Linked DNA regions of Homo sapiens: region 2 is linked to region 1. Evidence: chromatin contacts called from ENCODE Hi-C or POLR2A ChIA-PET data. All regions are on one chromosome and are shown on one strand. The core of a region is the stretch at or near the end of the contact, and the rest is flanking DNA. Distances in the headings are between cores, read along the strand shown. Region 1 has its middle 120 kb from the start of GPC1. Region 2 has its middle 66 kb from the start of GPC1.

Region 1 (5,989 bases), core at 2,217-4,716:
CCAATGAGACACCACCTCACACCTGCCAAGATAGCTATAACTTTTAAAACAAAAGCAGAAAGAAACAAACAAAAACACCGACAATAATGAACACTGATAATGATCTGGGGAAATTGGGTGCCACATACATTGCTGGTGGGACTGGAGAATTGGTCAGCCTCTTTGGAAAAGTTTGGCAATTCCTCAAAAGGTTAAACATGGAGTTAGCATACTACCCAGTGATTTCATTCCTAAGTATCTACCCATGAGAAATGAACATATATGTTCACACAATATTTGTACACAATTCTCATGGCAGCATTATTCGTAATATCCAAAATATAGAAACAACCGAAATATCCATCAGCTGACCAATGGGTAAACAAAGTGTAGTCTAGCCACATAGAGGTATATTATTCAGCCATAAAGGGATGGAAGCTCTAATACAGGTTCCAACATGGACAGACCTAGAAAACTTTATGCCAAGTGTAAGAAACCAGACATAAAAGACCACATATTGCATGACTGCATTTATGTGAAGTGTCCAGAACAGGCAATCCATGGAGACAGAGTAGCCTAGCGGCTGCCGGAGTTGGAGGGAGGAAGAAATGAGGAGTGATTGCTGATGGGTGGAAGGTTTCTTTTGCGGGTAATGAAGTTTTCTAAAATTACATGGTAGTGGTGGCTGCACACCTCTGTGCCTATGCTGAACACCAGTGCGTTGTATGCTTCAACACAGTGAATTTTATGGAATACAAATTGTATTTCAATGTAGCTATTATTAAGTAGAAGAATGTTGTTAAAGTTTTTTTAACACGCTTAGGCCGGGCGCGGTGGCTCACACCTGTAATCCCAGCACTTTGGGAGGCCGAGGCGGGTGGATCACGAGGTCAGGAGATCAAGACCTCCCTGGCTAACACGGTGAAACCCCGTCTCTACTAAAAATACAAAAAAATTAGCTGGGCGTGGTGGCGGGCGCCTGCAGTCCCAGCTACTCGGGAGGCTGAGGCAGGAGAATGGCGTGAACCCGGGAGGCGGAGCTTGCAGTGAGCCGAGATTGCGCCACTGCACTCCAGCCTGGGTGACAGAGCGATACTCCATCTCAAAAAAAAAAAGTTTTTTTAACTCACTTAAATATTCTAGCATTTTCCTCATTTGTCAAATGGTATTATATTAGTCCATTCTAGCATTGCTATAAAGAAATACCTGAGACTGGGTAATTTATAAAGAAAAGCAGTTTAGTTGGCTCACAGTTCTGCAGGCTGTACAGGAAGCATGGTGGCTTCTTCTCGGGGGTGCCTCAGGGAACTTTTATTCATGGTGGAAGGTAAAGAGGGAGCAGGCATCTCGCACGGCAGGAGCAAGGGGCTGAGAGGGGGTGATACACACTTTTAAAACAAGCAGATCTCATGAGAACTCATTCACCCTATGGTACCAATGGAGGATGGTGCTAAAGCATTCGTGAGAACTCTTCCACCAAGACCCAGTCACCTCTCGCCAGGCCCCACCTCCAACACTGGGGATTAAAATTCAACATGAGGTTTGATGGGGACGCAGATCCAAACCGTGTCACGTGTATTACTTGAATTATGAATATCACTGATTATTGTAAGGAACAAATGTGATCATGTATCAAATATGTTTGAAAACTTAAAAAACTGCTATAGAATTGCCTTTATGCAAACCTGTAACATAGGAACATCGAAAATGTATTTCAGACACTGGACAGGCTGCAGTGCAGGGAAGACGGATCCAAACACTTCCTAGTTGTTTCAATAAGCAGGGAAAAAACAGAAAAACCAAGAATGGAGTTTGGAGAGGCAAAGACACCGAGAATGCACTTGACTGACTACTGGGGAGTGGGGAACTTGGTGGAGAGAGAAACTCGGGGAAGTACTGAGCACTGACCGAGTACTGGGGAGTGGGGCACTTGGTGGAGAGAGAAACTTGGGGAAGTACTGAGCACTGACCGAGTACTGGGCAGTGGGGCACTTGGTGGAGAGAGAAACTCGGGGAAGTACTGAGCACTGACCGAGTACTGGGGAGTGGGGCACTTGGTGGAGAGAGAAACTCGGGGAAGTACTGAGCACTGACCGAGTACTGGGCAGTGGGGCACTTCGTGGAGAGAGAAACTCAGGGAAGTACTGAGCACTGATTCTGCATGTGTGGGGCTTGATTCCTGAAAAAGAACCACCAGAAAGCAGCAGGCTGAACAATCACCAGAGCTCACAGAGGGTTGGGAATAGTTTCCATGCCTACCAGTCAGAATCAAGAGACTTCATGGGACAATGGGAAGAGTCCTCAGTTCGTGATGCTGTGTGGCAGGTACCATGAAGAGGGTGAGGCAGGAGGAGGGGGTGAAGCTGGAGGAGGGGGCGAGGCTGGAGGAGGGGTGAGGCTGGAGGAGGGGGTGAGACTGGAAGAGGGAATGAGGCTGGAGGAGGGGTGAGGCTGGAGGAGGGTGAGTCTGGAGGAAGGGAAGGTTATGGAAACACAGTGGCCCAATCTAGCCAGGTCGTAGGTGGTTTTCAAGCTTTCATTCATCCATCCAGATCTTCATCCATCCATCCACTCATTGACCATGGTTCTGCTTGACAGCAGGACTAGGATAAGGCAAGTGAGATGCCCCGAAAGTTAAAGCGTTCACTCCCAGGTTTGTGCAAGTGCAGGCTCAGCCCGGGAAGCAAGTGCCTCCCTGAGTTCTGCACCCCAGGCACCCCGCCTGCCTTACCCTAGGCCCTGCCCTGGTTCTCCCCAACCAGATCGTGAGCTCGAGAACAAGGGCTAGATCTGGGTCATCTCCATGTCCCCAGCACAAAGCCACATACATAATAGGCATTCAGTGAACATTTGCTGAATCAAACAAACCCACATCCATCATCCCAGATCCTTGCACAGTTAGTATCCAAGGACTGCTTGTTAAAGGAATTGACGTGGGTCCTGTCCCCTGAGGTTATCTGGAAACAGGGAGCTCTGTTCTGGATGCCTTTCCCAGCCTCTCATCTCATCTGAACCTCCTTATAATGTTTCTAGCAGCACAGCCCAACCCTGGACTGTGTCTTCCTGGTTAATGGAGGCCCAGCTGTCCGTAGGTTTGTGCTGACTTTGTAACGACAAATCGAAGAGTTAGTGGTGGCCCAGGGAGGGGCAGCCAGAAGCTGTGTACCAGGTTTCTGGAGCATTCAGCCAGCTCAGAGGGCTCTGGAACAAATTGCAGGATGCTGCTAAACCTGCTTGTTCCAGGCAGCTCTGGCACGCGTGCCCCCACCACATGGAGTGTGCTGTCCTCTAGCTCCTCACTGCAGAACGTCCTGAACCAGATCAAGGACTCTCTAATGTGACCTGGAGTGGTGTCTCCCTACAGGCCTGAGAAGGGCCCAGACTCCGTCCTGGGAGAGCCTCGCCTCTGCCTCCTCCCAGCGTCCGGAACACCTGGCGTCTCAGCTGTGGGAGGGGAGGACTGGCTTGGTGGCTCCACTGTGGCAGGGGCCCGTGGGCTGAAGAGGCAGACCTGGGACTTGGGGGCCGATGTACCACCCGGGCTGCCCTTGCCCTCATCTAGGCTGAGTCAGCGTCTGAGGGCCCCAGCGGGAGGGCAGGAAACGTTTCCGTGGGTGGGAGCCGTGGGAAAGTTCTCCATGAAGCGAGCAAGCTGGAGCGTGCTGGGAAGGACGTGGGTGGGAGCAGCAGGGATGGAGGCAAAGCAGTGAAGCAGTGGCCGCAGGGGTCTGCCGGGTCATCCTGGTGCTGAACACACCTTCCGGGAAGCCTTGCTGACTCAGAGCGAGGGCGTTAACAAGCCCTTTCTCTAGCTCCACAAAGCCCCTGCTGACATGCAAAGACTTGGTTACTTCTCTATAAAGCATTTTCATTGTCTCTGGACCGTCTGGACTCTTGGGGACATGCACTTCCCCTCCCTCGCTGCTGTCACACAGTCAGGTGCCCCATCAGAGCCAGCAGTCCGGCCTCCAAGGGGGTTGGAGCCGCTGGCACCCAGCCGGGCTGGTCAGCCTCAGCTTCGCAAACCACTCTGTGGTCTGGCACATCACTGTAGCCCTCCATCCAAGACCCCTGTCCAAGACTAGGCACAGAAGTCCAAGGAGAGCATGCTGGTGCCTGCCCCTACCCCAGCACTGCCACCCCCAGGGGCCTGCAGTCCTGTGACACAGAAGATGCCACAGCGTTCCACACGGTGGGATCCTTTCTGTGGGGACACAGTCTGCCTTGTCCCACGTCGGTCCATGGAACACAGAAGGGTGACCACTCTGCACTGTCAGAAGCTGCCCAACATGTGGGCGCTGCCAGGAAGCACTTCGCTAGTCCCTCCACTGGGCCATTTCCCAATGAGATCTTTCACTTGGCAAATTTAGTGTTTTGAATCAGTGTTCGTGCCGGGAATGAGGGGTGGGATGGAGGCTGCCAGTTTATCCCAGAAATTCCACATCTAACAATATTTCCAGCAGACAGGCTCCCATATGTTAAAGAAAGCGTGTCCAAAAATGTTTATTACAGCATTGTCAGTCATTGTGAAAAAATAGAAACAGCCCAAATGCCCATCAAGAAGGAATGGTTAAATGGGAAACCTCCAAACATATTGCTAAGTGAAAAAGCAAGTTGTAAGCCAGTTCTCACCAGGTGATTCTGTGTATTAAAAATGCCACAAATATATACGTCTACTTGTCTAGCGACACACACGCCTGCACGGGTCATGGCCAAAAGGACACCCCCGGTGGTGACGCGGTCGCCTCTGAGAGGTGGATGGGATGGACCCAGAAGAGGTGGAGGAAGGCTGTCACTTCAACGGCAGGTTTTTCTCTACTTAAATTTTCGCCAGGAGGATGTACATGTGCCTTACTTGTACACACATTTATATATATATATATATATATATATATATATATATATATATATATATATATATATGCAGAGAGAAAGGGGGGTATACACAGATGCAGAGAGAGGTCACCTCTGACCCAAGCCTGCAGTCACCAACCAGAGACCCAGCTGCTCCATTCCCATTGCCACCATGAAGCAGGGATGCCTCCTCCTTGCTTCTTAGAAATCAGTTTTTAAAAAATCAGGCTGGATGCAGTGGCTCATGCCTGTAATCCCAGCACTTTGGGAGGCTGAGGCGGGCAGATCCCCTGATGTCTGGAGTTCGAGACCAGCCTGGCCAACATAGTGAAACCCCGTCTCTACTAAAAATACAAAAATTAGCTGAGTGTGGTGGCAGGCACCTGTAATCCCAGCTACTCAGGAGGCTGAGGCAGGAGAATCACTTGAACACAGGAGGCAGAGGTTGCAGTGAGCTGAGATTGCACCACTGCACTGCAGCCTGGGGAACAAGAGCAAGACTTTGTCTCAAAATAAAATAATAAAATAATAAAATAAAATAAAATAAAATAAAATAAAAATAAGTCAGTGTCAGGAAAGCACCAGAGGCAGCAAACATTGGTCCAGGACCATCCAGGGCTGTATGTGTGCAGGTCTGTAATGCTTGGAGCATCAGACAGCAGCAGAGAGATCCCCCTCGGTGAAGAGCCTTCCCTGGAGGCTGCAATAACTCACTGCATGTGAGGCCTGCATCTATGTGTTCCAGACACCCAGCGGTTTGCAAAGCTCGGTTTTATGGCCTGGGTATCACCAGTGTCAAAAGAAGGGCAAAGGGACCTCAGCCCGGACCCCTGCCTGTGACAGGTGAGAGGGAGCACCCAGGACACCACGGGTTTTGAAGCATCCTTGAAAACCTCTTAGGTGGTCGGGTCCTGTCTTCAGAGTTCCCGGGGCGCTGTCCTCAGCCAGGACCTTGGGAAGTCCTGGTGTTTGGTCAGTTTGTTCATCAAATGGCCACGCAGTACAAGTCCTTGATGGAGAGTCAGAGCAAGCGTGTGCTTTGCAGGCTCTCCTGAGCAGCCGTGACTTCCAGCTAATGATGGCGCAATGGGCATCTGCGCTTGGCTGCTCTCCACCTCGGGCCCCAGCTGGGAGGACGGTGGAAGGGTTGTTCATC
Region 2 (5,989 bases), core at 2,353-4,852, 50 kb after region 1:
CACCCCCACCCAGAGGCCGCAGGGATCATCTGGAAGGCTAGCTGACACTCCATGGAGAGGGACCAGGCAGTGACGGGAGCCCTGGCAGGACTGAAGGAGACTTTGTCGGCAGAGGGGCCTGGGGAGAGTGAAGACCACCACCCGTTTCCCACACACAGCCGTCCAGAGGGGCTGAGCCTTGAAGAGGGGGGAGCGGGGATGTCTTGAGGCCAGAAACCACCCCAGCATGCACGCACATGCACCTGCATACATGCACACGCACATGCACACATGAATGCACGCACAAATGCACACACGCACATGCACACGTGAATACACACACGTGAACGCACACACGAATATACACATGCACATGCACACAATGTGAATGCACACACGAATACACACATGCACATGCAAATGCACACACACGAATGCACACACGCACATGCACATGCAAATGCACACACACGAAGGCACACGCACATGCACACACGAATACACACATGTGAACGCACACGCGAATGCACACACGCACACATGCAAATGCACACACGCAAATGCACACACATGAAGGCACACAAGCACATGCAAATGCACACACACACGAATGCACATGCACATGCACACATAAATGCACACACAAGCACACTCCCCAGCAGTGGGGATGCTGCTCTCCCTGTGCTGCAAGGAGGGAAAGCGATGGGTGTTTTGCGGGACTGGAAGTGAAGCGTTAATGTTGGCTGGATGTTCAATCACCCAAAAGGCCCAAAAGCCTCAGCCCTGGCCCAGCTGCCATGCAAGGCCAAGAAGAGGGGACTCAGCTGAGCAGGGGTGAAGGGAGGGGTTGGGGGGCACATTTAACCCCAGCCCTAAGTCAGGGCTCCTCCATGAACCCAGAGAGTCCACACAGGAGGATGAAGACACCGTGCGCTGTGCCTCAGACGGGGCCATCTCCCAGGTTTCTCTACCTGGCCCAGGCATCCTTTTGGTCACAGCCCCTGACATCTGCTGTGGGGCACAATCAACCCTCAAGGGGGGCTCAGGGCTTCCCCTCCTGAGAGGGTTGGGGTGATGCAGCCCAGCAGAGAACCCATGGGAGGCTCCCACTGCTTTCCACTGCGGAGCCCCACACCGGCTTGGCTCCTCCCTCTCCACGGGCATCCGGCCTGGGTCCCGCGGACGCCTCTTCTTACGCAGGGAGGGGAGTCCCTTGCTGTTTCTGCAGCCAGAGGATCCTGCTGGGCACGGGTGCTGCACGAGGCTCCTTGCTAGAGTGGAGAGCCACCGCTGTGTCCCCATGCCTCCCTAGAAACATGGGTGTGGCCGCACCTGGAGGCCCAGCTGGAAGGGGCCCAGCTGGGCACAGCCCCTACAAGCTGCTCGGGGGCCTGAGTGGGACTGAGACTGTGTGGACCTCCGGCCACCAACTCCCAGAGCCACCCCTAGGCTGGACCTCAGGGGTTGGCTGTTACGGAGGTGTGATGGTCGAAATCAGGAGTTGTCCAACCTTTTGGCTTCCCTGGGCTTGGACCACATTAGAAGAAGAATTGTCTTGGGCCACACATAAAATACACTAACACTAACGATGGCTGACGAGCTAAAGCAAACAAAAAAAATCACGAAACAACTCATAATGTTTTAAGAAAGTTTATGAATTTGTGTTGGGTCGAATTCAAAACCACCCTGGGCCACATGGGGCCCACGGGCCTCGGGTTGGACAAGCTTGATCTAAATATGTGTGTTCCCCCAAAATGCACATGTTGACCTGTCCCCCAGTGCAGTAATATTCAGAGGTGAGGCCTTTAGGAGGTGATTAGGTTGTGAGAGTGGAGGCCCGTGAATGGGACTGGTGCCCTTAGAAAAGAGGCCGCCCCTTCCACAGAGGGAGCACCCAGCGAGAAGGCACTGTCTATGGAAAGCGGCCCTCACCAGACACAGTCTTCCAGCACCTTCATCTTGGACTTCGCGACTTCCAAACTGTGAGAGATACATTTCTCTTGTTTCTACACCACCAGGTCTATGGTAATTTTGTTATACCAAGACAAACAGCCAAGACAGGCAGAGCCTGGAGGGGTGGGGTGAGCTCAGGGGTGCCCAGGGCAGAGCCTGGGGACAGAGTAAGCTCAGGGGCACCCAGGGCAGAGCCTGGGGGCACGAGAGGACAGGCCTGTTTCCCCTGCAGCGAGCATTCTCTGTCCCCCACTGCATTGCACAACAGGCTGGGCACAGGCAACCCTGGCTGCTCTCTGGCTCCGTGCCTGGCAAGGCCCATCACCTTGTGCCCAGGGTCAGGCCACTCCACGGGCAGAGTCTGAGCTGCTCTCAGCATTGTCTTGGGGCCAACTCCTGGTGTCAGGTGTCTCCCGGACCTAGGCTGGAACGTGGGGCCACTCAGGCGTCTCTGACAGGTAGGATCCAGGCACAGGTGGCTCACGATTGATCGACCGTGTGGGGGTTAAATGTCTCCCTAATAAGCCCTCCCACACCTCCTTTCCAGCAGCTGCTAAATGCCCTCAGGGCACCTCATCTGCACAAATTAAAGTCTCCTGACCCTTGTCTGTGCAACCAAACTTCCTGAAGGCAGCTTCTGTCTCGTGTCTGCTCAGAACACCACAGCGGGTCCCACCGCCGTGATGCTAAGAGTCATCTGACCTGTCCCCACCTGCCCTTCCTGCTTCACCTGCCCCACCCACGCTTGCATCCCCCATTCACCTGGTCCTGAAGCTGGGAACCCACCTCCCTACACTCAGCCCAACAAAGAGCAGCCATCCCCAAGCCCTGAGTGACTATGGCCCCCCCACCCGCCCCCCCACCCACATCTGGTTCTGCAGAGAGCTGCATGCCTCCAGGTCAGGGCTGCCTGCTCCAAGGTCACCGGTACCCAGTCCAAGGTCGGGGGCATCCTATCTAAGGTCGGGGGACCACATGCCTGCAGGTCAGGGCTGCCTGCACCAAGGTCAGGGCTGCCTGTTTGAAGTTGGAACCAGACCTGATTTACCAACACTGTGCCCAGTCAGGGCCTGGACACAGCAGGTTTTAATATCTGTCCAAGGAATGAAGGCAGAAGTAAAGGAAGCCTTCTCCATTCTTTCAGCAGCCTTGGACGTACACTGGGCAGGGCGAGGGACACTGGGCATGCTTTTCTGAGCAGCAAGGACTGGAGTCCCCGACCAACAACCTCAGGGACCAGCCTCAGGGCATGGGAGGACTTGAGGGAGGAGGACCCTGGGAAAACCTTCCAGAGCCCTCTCTGCCAGAGAGAGGTGTGCCTTGCCCAAGATCACTTATCCTGGAGGGACACGAGCTGACACAGACACGGCCCAGGACAACCCTGGCAGCCTCTCGCCTCCTGGACTCCCTGAGTCTCCAGCTTTGCCGTGATGCCAGGGTCCCGGTCCAAGGCCAGCCTCCTCTCAGCCAGGCAGCCCACCCCAGCCCAGCCAGGACCAGCTGTGTCTGGGGGAGGAGGGTGGCCCTGCGGTGGGGGCTGTGGGGAAGGGGCAGATGTATGACAAGAGGGGCATTGTCCACACTCCTGACCAGACTTCCAGGAGCTCCAGGGGCGGGAGCAGCAAGGCAGGCTCTGAGCTGCAGGATCCAAAAATAGCCTGGGGTGCGGCCAGTGGCCAGGGTTGGGCAGCTGACTTCACGCCACAAGCATCCCGGGAAGGCTCAGCTGTCTGTGGCCGCACCTGCTGGGCCTCTACCCGGAATGCTGCCCTCAGCGGGATGGGCCTGTAACGGGCCCCTGGGCCACCCACATGCAGAAAGCCCAGCTCCTCCTGAGGCCCCAGAAGCACCCTCGGGTGCCTGGAGGCTGCTGTGTTTCTCGCCCTGACTTGTCCATGGACCCTGGGACAGCCACGGCCCTCACCAGGCCTGGGCCACTTTGCAAGCTGTGGGGGGTGCTGTCTCCCCATTGAGAGTCCCTGGAGATTTGCCCCACGGGTTGGGGAATGACAGCATGACCCCCACCTACACAAGGCAGAGACCCTTGTTCTCCTGGAGTCAGTGGCCCTGTGGGCCCCAACGCTGGGCTCGGGAGAGATTCGCCACATCCAATTGAAAAATGAAGTGGGTGAGCCAGGCACAGTGGCTCATGCCTATAATCCCAGCACTTTGAGAGGCCGAGGCGGGCAGGTCACTTGTGGTCAGAAGTTTGAGACCAGCCTGGCCAACACGGTGAAACCCCTTCTCTGCCAAAAACACAAAAATCAGCCGGGCGTGGTGGTGTGTGCCTGTAATCCCAGCTACTCAGGAGGCTGAGGCAGGAGAAGAGATTGAACCCGGGAGGCAGAGGTTGCCGAGATCGCACCACTGCACTCCAGCCTGGGCGACAGAGTGAGAGCCTGTCTCAAAAAAAGAAAAATGAAGTGGGTGACAACGTTTCATTTCATTCCTGATGCAATTCACGTTTCCTCCGCAAAGGCTTCAGGGCCACGTGGACCATCCACAGGACCCTGGGTATTCCCTGCAGCCCCCAAGCCCCGCCATGGCTGACAGAGGGTGAGGGGCTTGCCCTGGAAGGGTTGGAGCTGGGGACAAGCATCTTCTGGGACCCGGCATCAGAAACAGCTCTTAAGGGACAGACAGTAAATTCCTGCAGCTCAGCCAAATGCTGTGGGGGACATGACCAGAGGAAGGCGGTTCCACACCAGGGAGGGCCTCTGGGAGGCCATGGCCTTTCCAGGGACGAGAAGCAGGCAAGGAAGCCTTGTGTACCAGGGGAGGTGCTCCCGACAGGCTAGCAGCAGAGGCAAAGGCCCAGGGCAGCAGCGGTCAGCTTGGGGTCCGAGGACAGCTAGGACATTGGTGTGGCTGCCGCTGAGGGAACCAGACAGAGGATGGCCACACGTGGGGACCCTGAATCTTATTCTGATGTCAAGCCGGTCAGGGTGTGAGCAGAGACAGGCGCTCCCTTCCCTTGCTTGGGATCCAGCCTTCCCCTGGAAGGGGCCCTGCAGGCTGCCGAGGGGCAGGGAGGAGGCAGAGGCAGATACAGAGGCTGACGCAGAGGCATAGCACTGCTGGCCTTGAGTGGCGGGTGCCCCGGGGCTCTGGGATCCATCCTGTTGGGGATACAATGAAGCCACAGCAGGCCAATGAGTTGAAGGACAGGAGTCAGGAGAGCAGTGAGGGCGAGGTGGGCTCGGGTGTGGCGGGCCCTGGACAGCTGGCCACTGTTTCTGGGACTTTGGATGGTGGCGTGGAGCCTGGCATTTTGTCCTGATGATGCCCGCCGTGCCTGGGGCTGGCCGAGTCTTCCCCGCTGGCCTGGGCCCCCAAGCTAGGGCTGCCCTCTCTGCCAGTCTGAGCTGAGTTTCTAGGCTGAGTTGGTGGCTGCCTCTCTGGGTCTTCTGAGACTTCACCAGGTAGTCTCTGCAGAAGCTTCTGGAACTTGCTGCAGCCATGACTGCCCCAGAAATAAGAGAGGTGCCCTTCTCTGCCCTTCACCCACCCTTGAACACTGGCCCAGCACCAGCCTGAGAGGGTCCTGGGCAGGGCCAAGCTTGCAGGACCCCAGAGGAGCCCAGAAGTGGTCCTGGTGGGGGTGCTGGGGCGTGGGGGTCCCCTGGGCTGGCCACCAGAGGGTTTCCTCCAGACCGCTGTGTGCCTGGGCTGGGGGAGGGCCTGGGCTGGGAACAAGGAGGATCTGTGCTCTGGGCCTGGGCAGGAGCCAGTTTGGGGCCCTCCTTGGGCCTTTGAAGTCCCAGGCGCACCCACCCTGAGGCCTGGGTAGGGCAGAGGCCTGGTGAAGCCCCACAGAGGTTTCTTGCGGAGGAAATCTCAAGTCCCTGAGAGGGGCAGGTGGGAGAGGGATGTGGGAGGGATGGGAAGAGGGGGCAACGAGAGCAGGCTGTGGTGGGGGGAGGGGCGTGGCAGAGGGGCAGGGCATGGAGGGGGCAGGGCTGTAGACAGGAAAAGGAGCACGGAGGAGGACAGGGCTGTAGTTGAGGGGCAGGGGTGTGGAGGAGGGGAGGTCATGGAGGGCAAGATGTGGAGGGGG

Evidence for each region. A loop is a pair of places that touch in the nucleus more often than their neighbours do. ChIA-PET counts read pairs that join two places held with the same protein, here RNA polymerase II (POLR2A). Pooled maps may share reads with other maps.
Region 2: a map of chondrocyte shows a loop between it and region 1 (2.5-fold over the local background). The contact joins two enhancer-like sites. A Hi-C loop is called at or near these places in 2 of 168 maps with a recorded cell type or tissue (chondrocyte and endothelial cell of hepatic sinusoid) and 1 of 50 pooled maps. POLR2A ChIA-PET finds 5 or more read pairs at or near these places in 2 of 52 experiments (AG04449 and AG04450).

What each region holds. Positions count from the first base shown.
Region 1 is chr2:240,316,730-240,322,718 of GRCh38, forward strand. No RefSeq gene overlaps it. Among named protein-coding and RNA genes, the nearest start is that of GPC1, 120 kb to the right of the region's middle. Within about 2 kb of position 3,467, at least 5 of the 41 ENCODE cell types and tissues checked have a DNase peak (open chromatin) inside an H3K27ac peak, as active enhancers do.
Region 2 is chr2:240,366,654-240,372,642 of GRCh38, forward strand. No RefSeq gene overlaps it. Among named protein-coding and RNA genes, the nearest start is that of GPC1, 66 kb to the right of the region's middle. RefSeq lists enhancers at 1,909-5,989, 2,977-3,866. Within about 2 kb of position 3,603, at least 25 of the 41 ENCODE cell types and tissues checked have a DNase peak (open chromatin) inside an H3K27ac peak, as active enhancers do.